Linked DNA regions of Mus musculus: all the other regions are linked to region 1. The links are chromatin contacts, found by Hi-C or POLR2A ChIA-PET in ENCODE. All regions are on one chromosome and are shown on one strand. The core of a region is the stretch at or near the end of the contact, and the rest is flanking DNA. Distances in the headings are between cores, read along the strand shown. Region 1 holds the start of Igf2bp3 (insulin-like growth factor 2 mRNA binding protein 3). Region 2 holds the start of Mira (mistral long non-coding RNA). Region 3 holds the start of Hoxa13 (homeobox A13). Region 4 holds the start of Evx1 (even-skipped homeobox 1).

Region 1 (2,700 bases), core at 87-2,586:
TCTGTCAGAGATAAAGTATTATTAAGTTTTTTTTTTGAAAGAGAACACCATATCAAATTATCAATTGCTGAAGGCGTTTGTAGTATGAAGCACATATTTTCTCTATTCACATTTTTCAACTTGCGAGAGTAGCAAAACATTAGATTTCTGCCTGTATTTTCAGGCTATATAGAGCTTAATTTCAGTCATCCAAACCCGGCAATTTCTCTTTTCCATAAAATGCCTGTTAAAAATATATCACAAGTTATCTTTGAAGCCTTTGAGTAGAGCACACAACCATTAAGCCACAGTTGAAGGTTTTCACAAGGACAGGGGTACTGCCCTTTTTTCCCTATTCCTGTTCTCCGGCTCACATTTAGTAGGATCAGGAAGGCTCCACCGGGCCCAGACCCAACCCCCCAACCACCATTGTGCTCGTTACCTACAGGGAAAATTATGAATGGCTCTCACAGTCAAAGGAAGGCGGAAAGAGCCGAGGAATAGTTTCCCAGCGCGGCCGCCACCTTAGGCTGACGCTGAACAGGGTTCCCTTAGAGTCCCAAGTTCTTTAACAAAAATTATTTAAATAAAAGTATCAGTCCTCCCCCACACCCAGCCCTCCCCCTTCGAAAAACCACAGGAAGCGAGGGTTTCCCTTTAAGTACCGACTTTTCCCACTCGGCCACCCCCAGCCCCACAGCCTCCGCCCCGCGCCCCTCCCCCACGCGGCCAGCCCGCCCCCGGCCTCATTTATCCAGAGTCTTCTCGTAGCCGAGCAGCCAATGAACGGCGAGGCGGAGAGCCACCCGGAGCGCAGGCGGAGGAGGTGTCGCGTAGACACCCGCCCAGGACGTCGGCTCCCCTCCCCCACGCCGGCCCGGGCCGCCCCGCTTGCTCGGTCCCCGGGGCCCTCGAGGGGAGCGGCGCTCTGCCCCCGGGTTCTACTTTCCCCGGTCATCAGAGCCACCGACTGAGTTCGAGATTGTCATTCAGATTTCGTTGTTAAGTGACCCATTTTTTAAAAATCGAATGGTTACAAACTACGGTAACTGCAACCGCGGGACCCCCTAACCGCTTCCTCATCTTAAGGAAAAAGGATCGTTCGTCTGACCCTCCCGAGGCTCGGACCCTTTGGAAACTCGCCGTGCCCATCGCGCCTGGCGCCGGCTGCAGCGGCTGGACGCTCTCCACCCCCTCCCCGGCTCCGGCTCCGGCTCCAGCTCGGGGTCCCTCCTCGCCCAATCTCGCTTCCCCTCCCCCTCTCGCTTTTTTTTTTTTTTTTTTTTTTTCTCTTTCCTCCGAAACCCACTCTAATTGAGGCGCTGGGATTCCTCACGTGAGACGTTGATTTGTAGTTTGAACACGTGGCTCATTCAAAAAGCCGGACACTCGGAGCGGCTGCCCCCGCCCCGCTCCCCTCGCCGCTGCCAGTCACCCCTCGGGGTTTTTTTTTTTTACGGGGAGGCGGCGCCTGCCCCACGTAGTGTGATATTTTCACAGCCCGCTGGCCGCTGCCAAAGGGGTTGGGGAGGAAGAGACAAAAAGTAGTTTCCCCCCGCGCCTCCTCCTTTCTCTCGCTAATCCCGCCTCCTCCCCAGAGTTAGGAAGACTCGACGCTGGGCTCGTCGCTAGGCTTTTTCTTTCTCTCTTTTTTTTAATACCCAGAAGAGGAAAAAGGACCCTGGGATCTGGTTTTCGCCCGCCGCTCCCGTGCTTGGGTCACTGTGTGGGTTTGAAAGCCAAGAGGAGAGGAACAAAATCCACCGGCTCCATCCTCCGCCGTGGGTGCTTTTTTTAATTTAGCATTTTCCTCGGGTTTTAAAACGACCCCTTTTCACAATGAACAAATTGTACATCGGGAACCTCAGCGACCACGCCGGCCCCGCGGACCTGGAAAGTGTCTTCAAGGACGCTAAGATCCCGGTGGCGGGCCCCTTCCTGGTGAAGACGGGCTACGCGTTCGTGGACTGCCCGGACGAGGGCTGGGCCCTCAAGGCCATCGAGGCGCTTTCAGGTGGGGCCCGCGCGCGTGGTCGGGGCCTCCCCGTCTCCGCAGCTGCCATCCGGGACCCCGCTTGCGGGGCGGGTGGGGGTGGGGAGGGGGACGCGCTGTCAGTCGCGGGGCGCGGCGCGGCGCGTGCTGCAGGCCGGGCCAGGCGGGCCTTGGGGCCCAGCGTGGACGCCCGCCGGGCCCTCTGTCTGGTCGCTGTCCCCCAGCCGTAGAGAACAGAAAGTGGCCTGAGCCTACGCCCGGGGGGAGGCCGCGTCCAGGCGGTCCCGCTCCACGCCGCCGCGTCCACCTCGCGGGGTCGTTAGAGCGAAAGGGGCAGGTGGGCGGCGGCGGCCGGCTGTTGCCAGAACGGCAGCCCTGCCACGCGCGGCGCCGCAGTCCCGGCCCGTGCGCGCAGCCGCGGCCCGGGTGTCTGAGTGCGCTCTGCCTGGATGCCCGAGGGGAGAGCAGCTGTCCGTGCCTTTCGGTTTCCACCGTCCCCAGCTGGACTCGAGGCCGGCGCCTTGATGGGTCAGCGCGCGTGGACCAGCACCCCGGCCGCCCAATCTCCTCCTGGCACCCTGGCTCTTTAATCCCATCGCCCAGTGCTCCAGGCCAACCTGGATGTGGACCAGAAAGAAGGCCGCGCGCCCCCATGGCAGGCTGTTTGTTGGGGGTGTGTCTCTTGCAGACCTTGGGGTGCGGGGTGGCCCTTGGAGGGGGTCAGGAGG
Region 2 (2,700 bases), core at 201-2,700, 3.0 Mb before region 1:
ATTCTCATTCTCATATTCTCTCTCTTTCTCCCCCCCCTCTCCCCCTTCTTCCCTTCCCTCTCTTTTTCTCTCCCTCAGTCTTTCTTTCTATCCCCCTCTTTTCTGTCCTCTATCTCTTTCTTGACTCCAGCTCTCTCTCCCCTCCTTCCCTTCTTTCGGCCTGGCTTTCTTTCTCAAAGGCAAGGAGAATTGAGACCTCCGGGATCCCTCACTCATCACTGTACCAGAGGCCATTTCCAGAACGGGGCTGAAGCCAATGGGACAGAGGGTGGGAAAGTCACAGGAAGGTCTTGTGGATGGGGCTGCTGATGAGGGTCGCCCACTAGCAAGGCTGGGGAGCAGCCAGGCTCGCCTTTGAATGGCAAAAGCGCAGAGTCCCCCACTTGCCACACTCTATATTGACAATTTCCCTTTGTCAGGGGGAAGCAGGACATTGTGGAAACGTAGCCGGCTGGAAAGGCCAGTTGTAAAGTTGGAATTCTGCCCTAAGGCTTCTCACAGATGTTCTTGCTTGTCTGGCCCTGGGGCCTTCCGCTCACAATTTCCCTCCCCCAGCTCAATTGAGGGTGATGAGGGTTGCACCTGGATTTGGGCAAGGTGGAAGGTGCAGGTTCTTGGGCTGCTGGCCTGACTAAAGCACTCTTCTGTCCACATCCTAGTCTGCTTGTCTGTTTTGTCTATCTATATGTCCAAATTTCTGTTCCTAGGACCCGACAGGAAGCGGGGACGCCAGACCTACACGCGCTACCAGACGCTGGAACTGGAGAAGGAATTCCATTTCAACCGCTACCTGACGCGGCGCCGCCGCATCGAGATCGCTCACGCGCTCTGCCTCACTGAGCGCCAGATCAAGATCTGGTTCCAGAATCGGCGCATGAAGTGGAAGAAAGAGCATAAAGATGAGAGCCAGGCTCCCACTGCAGCCCCGGAAGACGCGGTGCCCTCCGTTTCCACAGCTGCTGACAAGGCGGACGAGGAGGAAGAGGAGGAAGAGGAGGAAGAAGAGGAGGAAGAGGAGTAAAGGGCCAGGCACAGGACCCTGGCTGCACAGGACAGTTGGAAAAGCGTCTTTAAGAGACTCATTGATTTTAGTTACAAAAATGGGGGGAAATAAAGTGTAAAAAAAAAAAAGAAAGAAAGAAAGAAAAAAGAAAGAGAAAAAAGAAAGGGAAAGAAAAAAAGAGGGAATCAGTTCCTACCCTCATTCCATTCAATCACCCACTTTAGCTCCCAGGGAAATTAGGTCACCTTGGGGACCCTCTCTGCCTCTGAGGAACCCAGTAGATACCCACAACCCTGGGCCAGTGTTGTGCGCAGGCACAGCCAAAATACTACCTAGCACAGGCCTCTTTGAGAGGCACTCCCAAACTACCTATGGGCCCAGCCCCAGTGGGCCACCATTCCTAAGAAGCCTCCTTCATGTCCCAACACTGGCAGACACCCAGCACCTGCCCCACCCCCATCACACACCCGGCCAATACCTGCAAACCATGATCAATACTACCTACTACTAGCCCTAAACTACCTATTGTGTGCTGGCTAGCTCACCTGCTTCTCGGTGCCCATCCCTCCCAGGCTGGACCTTGATGCTTCTAACTGATAGTCTTTGGGGTCACCAAGGCTTCACTGACAAGGCAATGAGGTTCAGGGACCAGGGTATTGGCTTCTATTTAAATTGAAAAATAATATATTTATTCCAAAGCATACCAAGTGCTGTAACCTAGAATCCCTCTTTCTCTGGCTTTGACACAAGGTCAGGGCCATTAACCCTACTTCAGGAGGGGAGCATTCCCGAGCTGGCTGCCATCCTCTGGAATAGCTCTGGGTTTTGTTTTTGTGGGACTAAGGAGATGTTCCCAGACTCACTGTCCTCTCCCCCTTGCTTTTGTGTCCTACTGTTCAGCCATGTCAAATATGTATACCCTGACTTTTCCTACAAGGACAAATACTGTATATTTGAACCAGATTTTTTTTGTGTTGTTGTCATTTCTATAATCTTGGAGCTCATTTGTAAAGGAATGTCTTGACTTTGGAAGGATGTTTTAATGGGGTGACTTTGTAGCATGGTGTGTTGTATTGAACTAATTCTGTAGTGGGTGGGGGAAGTCCAGCACCCACCGGGGCCATCATCTCCCTTGTCTCCTCATGTCCCGTCCCACCCCCCAGCCTGGGGTTCAGAGAAGGCACGCTTCCCAGCCCAGCTACCTGTGTTTTATGTAACAATAAAGATGCTTGGTGACAAAGAAACACGGACTGCTTTATCCAGAGGGTCTTGTGCAAGGGGAAGTGGCCATAGCTGAAGGACCAGCCCTGGCTGTAGGCCAAAGAGACACGGGAAACAAATGCAGAGCCACTGTCCCTGAGTCCAAATTTTAGCTATTCATGGACAAATGTATCATGTCTCTTTTCACATGTTTTTATGTGTACTTAAGCACATTTCTATTTCTCTGTGTGCTTGCTTATAGTTATAATTGTATGCATTCCCACACACATGCGTGTGCATCAACATTTCTCATGTCTATAATTGTGTGTGTGGGTTTCTGTGTTTTTCTGTGACTATAATTGTATATATGCCTTCCTCTTTGTAGATGGTTTTTGTCTGGCTATTGTATGTGCACCAATATCTATTTAGATCCATTGAAAAAAGACTATTTGTTAATGCTACATATTCTATCTACGGCCTCTCAAACTTTCATAAAT
Region 3 (2,700 bases), core at 45-2,544, 3.0 Mb before region 1:
ACACTGCATCCAAACGTTGCTCTCCCAATACAAACACCCCACCAAGCTCAAGGTACAGAGGAACTCATCAGCTGAACCCCGGCACCTTGAACCCACTACAGGCTGAGCCCCTATTAGGAGAAAAACCATGAAAGGATCCCAAAGAGCCTTTTTCTCTTTCCCCAAAACGGAATGCAACAGTGGATTGCCAGGTGTCTGAAGTGTCCAACTCAGGATCTATGGAGTGACTTGTAGGAAGTCCCAGAACCGTGGCTGGAGTTCCAGCCAGCAGCCCAGCTGGGGCCTGTTCCTCTTAAACCCCTTCAGGAAAAGGCAGCCGGACTCCTGAGACAGGAGTGTGAGTGAATGGTGCTTTCTTCATCTGAAATCCTCTGCGGACCAGAGAGAATAGCTGCTGCATCGGAATGAATAGCGAGCTGTATATACAAGTTGGACAATGTGGCAGTATGCATCTCTCTCTCTCTCTCTCTCTCTCTCTCTCTCTCTCTCTCTCTCTCTCTCTCTCTCTCTGTGTGTGTGTGTGTGTGTGTGTGTGTGTGTGTGTGTGTGTGTGCGCGCGCGCGAATATTTGCGCTCGCGTGTGTGATGAGTGTAGGAGATACAATTAGTTGTTCTGATCTTCTGAGTCCTTAGGCCTAATTGAAATTGTCCTCTAGAGCCTGAGAACAGGGAAGGGAGCTCCCAAATGCAGCCCAAACTTCCCAGAGAAATGTCCTGGGACCCTTGCTCCAGACTTCTCCTGGAACCAACAGGAAACAAACGCCCTTGTTCCCCAGGGGGGGGTGGGGAGTGCAATCTCGGCCAGGCGAAAGCTCCCACATCCTTGGGAGGGTCTAGCTGCAGAAAGATGTATCCATCCCTGGAAAGAAAACAGCCCCAGAGGTCCCTAAAACATGCCAGGACATCCTGGGCCAGTCCAAGGCCAAGGCAAACCCTCATTCCTGGCCACTGGAGAATTTACCTGACTTGTCCCCACGACCTCAGGTCGCACCCCAACCGCAGCCGCTCACTGCCCCTCCCAACCTCCGCGCGAAACCCGGGAAGGGATCGGGGTCCCTGTGTTCCCAGCCCCACCCGCCCTAGTTTCTCCCCCCCACCCACCCCCGCCTCCTCCGTGGGTGACTGCTGCGCGGCCGCGCGGCGGGAGCTAGAGCTGGCGCAGAGGACCGCGCGGGCGGCGGCGGGGACGGCGGGCCCAGCGCGGAGCCGAGCCGGAGCCTCCCGCTTTGCATACGCCGGGGGCGGGCCGGGGGCGGGCCAATGGGCGGCCGCCTGGCGCGACCCCGCAGGGCGCGACCCGCCCCCCTCGCTCGGGCCCCGGCCCCGCGCGCCGCGCTCTTCACTTCTTGGGGGCTTTTTAAAACAGCGCCACTGGGGTCTTCTCCATGCGGCTCGGGCTATGACAGCCTCCGTGCTCCTCCACCCCCGCTGGATCGAGCCCACCGTCATGTTTCTCTACGACAACGGCGGCGGCCTGGTGGCCGACGAGCTCAACAAGAACATGGAAGGGGCGGCGGCGGCGGCACGGGCGGCGGCCGGCGGCGGCGGCGGGAGCTGGGGGCGGGGGCTTCCCCCACCCGGCTGCCGCGGCCGCGGGGGGCAACTTCTCGGTGGCCGCAGCGGCGCCGCCGCCCGCCGCCGCGGCCAACCAGTGCCGCAACCTGATGGCGCATCCCGCACCCCTGGCGCCCGGCGCCGCGGCCGCGTACAGCAGCGCCCCGGGGGAGGCGCCCCCGTCCGCCGCCGCCGCCGCCGCCGCCGCCGCTGCTGCCGCCGCCGCCGCGGCTGCCGCGTCGTCGTCGGGAGGGCCCGGGCCGGCGGGGCCCGCGGGTGCCGAGGCCGCCAAGCAGTGCAGTCCCTGCTCGGCGGCGGCACAGAGCTCGTCGGGGCCCGCGGCGCTGCCCTACGGCTACTTCGGCAGCGGCTACTACCCGTGCGCCCGCATGGGCCCGCACCCCAACGCCATCAAGTCGTGCGCGCAGCCTGCTTCGGCCGCCGCCGCCTTCGCCGACAAGTACATGGACACCGCCGGCCCCGCGGCCGAGGAGTTCAGCTCCCGCGCCAAGGAGTTTGCTTTCTACCATCAGGGCTACGCAGCCGGGCCTTACCACCATCACCAGCCCGTGCCCGGCTACCTGGATATGCCAGTAGTTCCGGGGCTCGGGGGTCCTGGCGAGTCGCGCCACGAGCCTCTGGGGCTTCCCATGGAAAGCTATCAGCCCTGGGCTCTGCCCAACGGCTGGAACGGCCAAATGTACTGCCCCAAAGAGCAGACGCAGCCTCCCCACCTCTGGAAGTCCACTCTGCCCGGTAAATGGCGCCCCCTTTCCAGCCCGGGTCTTCCAGCTTTTCAGCTTCTCCTCGGCTCGTGCCCCAGGGTCACTAACCCCCCCCCCCCCCCGCATTCTCCCTGGCCTGGCTTGCCTTAGCAATTCTGCACCCCTGGGAGCCTGGCCCCGGCTGGCTGGCGCTGTCCGTCCGCCCTGCCCTAAGTCGAGCCGGTCCCCGGGCCCTCCTTTGGTAAAGGGTAGCTGGGAGGAAGCTTGTGGGTTCCAACTCCGGCAGCCCCTTTCTCTCTGGGTGCCCCACCCTCCCAAGCCCTTGACATTGACTCCAAGATGGGAAATAGACTCGATTTTGAGCTCACCAAATTGTCCCTGATGGTTCTCTGAAAAAAAAGGCTTCGTTGGAGAAGCATAG
Region 4 (2,700 bases), core at 78-2,577, 3.1 Mb before region 1:
TTAGACCATTGGGACCATTTCCGACCTGGCGCCGCCAGCCCGGGAAGTGACAAGGTAATTTGGACCTCTGACCGACGTGCAAACTGGTCGGAGGGCTGCAGCCCTCCGGAGACCAGAGTCCGCCACGATTTTACGGTCCTTTATATTCTCCGGGCTTCCGCGCCTCCTTGTGCCTTGCTCCCCTCCAGTCAAACTGCCCGGACAACCGTTTGATCTTGCCCTACCCGACGGATGTGTCTTTCCGTCTTAGCTGAATCATTCCCACAAAACTCGGGGGTTGGGAGGTTGGGGTGCGTTTTGGACCCCTCAAGTCAAGACTTGTGCCAACGCTGACATTCGTCCAGGCACAACTGTCACTCTAATGGGATAACACGAGAGCCCTCACACACACTAAGGTGCAGAGAGCAAAAGAGTTGTTCAGGTGCCCCCGCCCCACTCACCCAACCCCCAGCCATCCTGCCCCAAGGGAAAGGAGCATCTTGCACCTGGCCTGAGATGAAGGGAACTGTGGGTGGAGTGGGCGGACCGGGGAGCGGAGGGGCAAGGTGGCTACCTTTGCTGTGCTGGTACTCGGCGTTCCCGGTGGCGCAGTCTGGGGTGCAGCTCACCTCGATTTCTTCATAGAAATCCGATTCGGTGTCTGAGCTACTAGGTTGCCCTTGGCCAGAGAGGCTGTCCGCGGAGGGGACTGGGGGTCCCGGGCCAAGCATGGCCGCTCCAGCAGACCGTGGCTCGGCGCCCAGCCCTGCAGCACTGCCTGCTAGTCCATCGACCGGCTCCTCCTCCTGGCCTCCCCCGCCACGCTCCCGGGAAGTCGGAGGGCCGGCTCGCGGGCTCAGGCAACCGTGGGGCACCATCTTCTCTGGCGGTTCAGGCAGCGGGCTGCTCACGGCTTCGGACAAATTAGAGACCCTCTTACCAACCAGAGTGCCAAGCTGACCCCCATCCAGAAACATAACCATGTCCTTTCGGCTCTCCATCCCCGGACTCTCCAGAGGGGGGGAGGGGGAAAACCCCCAAGTAAGCTCCTAATCCCAGGCTCCCTGGGATCTTGGCTGAGAAGAGGAGCTAAGGCGACAAGGCAGGCGCCGGGTAGCCCCAGCGCCGTGTCGACGGCGACCGCGGAGATGGCAGTGGGGAGCTAGGGTCACCTTGTGATGCGAGCGCTCCTCTGTGCCGCACCGCCTCTGGGAGGAAGCCCCATTGCCCTCTTCTTTCTAAGCTGTCATCCTCCTGCTGCAATCGTCATTACAGTACCGCTGGTGACGCCACTCGGCGAACGCAAGTGGATAAATAGAAACGTCTGCCACAGTGAAGATGAAAGGAGACCCGCAGCTAATGGCTCGGCAGTGATGCGCCAGGTGTGGGCCTCGCTCGAATGGGGAGGAGAGTGTGAAAACAGAGAGACACACACACTGGGAAAGGGAGACACCCAGACACAGAGGATGCAAATGGAATTCCGCACACAGAAAAGGGAGCGCTTAAGGCGCGCAGCGAGTTCCACAGGGGCAACAGGACTTGGTAATTGAAAAATGCTTTTGAAATTTTATTTTATTGTTGTTTTGACTTCTGTTTTCTTAACCTGGTGTCTAGATCTAATACTAATGAAAGAATCCATAGCTACTCTTTGGAAGCTGTTTACAAACCCAGGTTTTCTGAGTATTAATACAACCGCTTGTCTTTTTTTTTTTTTTTTTTTTTTTAACCAGCTACTGAAAAGGTACCCTCCACCTCAGTTGTCTGGGGAGCTTGAGCCTAAAGTACCCGTTCCTCCCTCATCTCCCCAACCCCATCTGTCTCCCTCCTAAGAACCAAACTTTATTTTCATCCCCTAACAGCCAAAAGATATCGTTTTCCCCTTTGAGAACCGGCCTTGTGTGCTAACACAGTGTTCCTCGATTTTAGAAGAAGAAGAAAAATCTCTCCCCACCCAGATCACCTGGCTAAAATTCGAAGTGTTCAATGAGTTGTTGTTGTTAATTATCTCTATCTAGATGGCCTGATTTGAATTTGGATTGGCTCTTCATAGAAGAAAACATCTTTTGGTTTGGCTTATCTCCGGGCTATTTCAGGTATGTCGGTTAGGGAAAGGGTCTAAGATTGGCCTTTCTTTTTCTGTCTGTATTTTAGGTATTTCTACAGAGTCAACGAATTCTGCCACAAACGGCGTGTTCTAATGAAAAGGAGCTGGCAATCCGGCCCCCTGCTCTGGTAGTACGGAAGGAGCCCAGGTAGAAGGTGCTGGCCTTCTCTGATGGTTTTAGGGCAGCTGTGGGTAGATTGTGTGGCAAAGAGTATCAGCAGGGTTTGAGCTTGCAGGGTCCTCTCCTGGGCTCTACCCAAAAGAGATTTTCTGTGTCCAAAGCTAGAGGTAGGAGAGAAAGTTGTTGAAATGTCATGGGGAAAACAAAAAACAAAAACAAAAAACAAAAACAGGCAGTAGGCGGGGTGAAGGGACTAGGCTAATCCTCTGAGGAGGTGAAGGTCTGGACCTGTGGAATTCTGGGACTTGGTGTTTGGGAGAAGGAGTAGAAGAATCTCCTGCGGAGCCTGGCAGGTGGGCCAGATTGAGGGGCAGAGGTGAGCACCCTCCGAGTTTAGCTCCTCCATCCCCCTCTCTGGCTCCCCCTGCAATATTTTCCACTAGTGAGCAGCCTGCCCTCTTAGCTGAAGAAGCGGGGGGTGGGGATAAAAACTCCT

What was found. Hi-C counts contacts between places; a loop is a spot of excess contacts on that map. ChIA-PET counts read pairs that join two places held with the same protein, here RNA polymerase II (POLR2A).
Region 2: a loop to region 1 is called in a map of left cerebral cortex, with 6 times the contacts of the local background. The contact joins the promoter of Mira here to the promoter of Igf2bp3 in region 1. A Hi-C loop is called at or near these places in 8 of 37 maps with a recorded cell type or tissue (adrenal gland, heart and left cerebral cortex).
Region 3: a loop to region 1 is called in a map of left cerebral cortex, with 6 times the contacts of the local background. The contact joins the promoter of Hoxa13 here to the promoter of Igf2bp3 in region 1. A Hi-C loop is called at or near these places in 8 of 37 maps with a recorded cell type or tissue (adrenal gland, gastrocnemius, heart and 1 more).
Region 4: a map of heart shows a loop between it and region 1 (9-fold over the local background). The contact joins the promoter of Evx1 here to the promoter of Igf2bp3 in region 1. A Hi-C loop is called at or near these places in 5 of 37 maps with a recorded cell type or tissue (heart and left cerebral cortex). POLR2A ChIA-PET finds 5 or more read pairs at or near these places in 1 of 5 experiments (embryonic stem cell).

The regions. Positions count from the first base shown.
Region 1 is chr6:49,213,590-49,216,289 of GRCm38, reverse strand. Igf2bp3 (insulin-like growth factor 2 mRNA binding protein 3) reads left to right here and starts at 1,336. Exons shown (of 15, transcript NM_023670.3): 1 at 1,336-1,993. The coding sequence starts at 1,819.
Region 2 is chr6:52,214,038-52,216,737 of GRCm38, reverse strand. It overlaps Mira (mistral long non-coding RNA), which reads left to right and starts at 1,450. Exons shown (of 1, transcript NR_045199.1): 1 at 1,450-2,247. It overlaps Hoxa7 (homeobox A7), which reads left to right. Exons shown (of 2, transcript NM_010455.2): 2 at 708-1,115. The coding sequence ends at 1,021.
Region 3 is chr6:52,259,474-52,262,173 of GRCm38, reverse strand. Hoxa13 (homeobox A13) reads left to right here and starts at 1,294. Exons shown (of 5, transcript NM_008264.1): 1 at 1,294-1,537; 2 at 1,539-1,622; 3 at 1,625-1,632; 4 at 1,634-2,310. The coding sequence starts at 1,400.
Region 4 is chr6:52,312,125-52,314,824 of GRCm38, reverse strand. Evx1 (even-skipped homeobox 1) reads right to left here and starts at 1,327. Exons shown (of 3, transcript NM_007966.4): 1 at 554-1,327. The coding sequence starts at 980. Evx1os (even skipped homeotic gene 1, opposite strand) reads left to right here. Exons shown (of 4, transcript NR_038163.1): 1 at 1-54; 2 at 1,255-1,521; 3 at 1,995-2,072.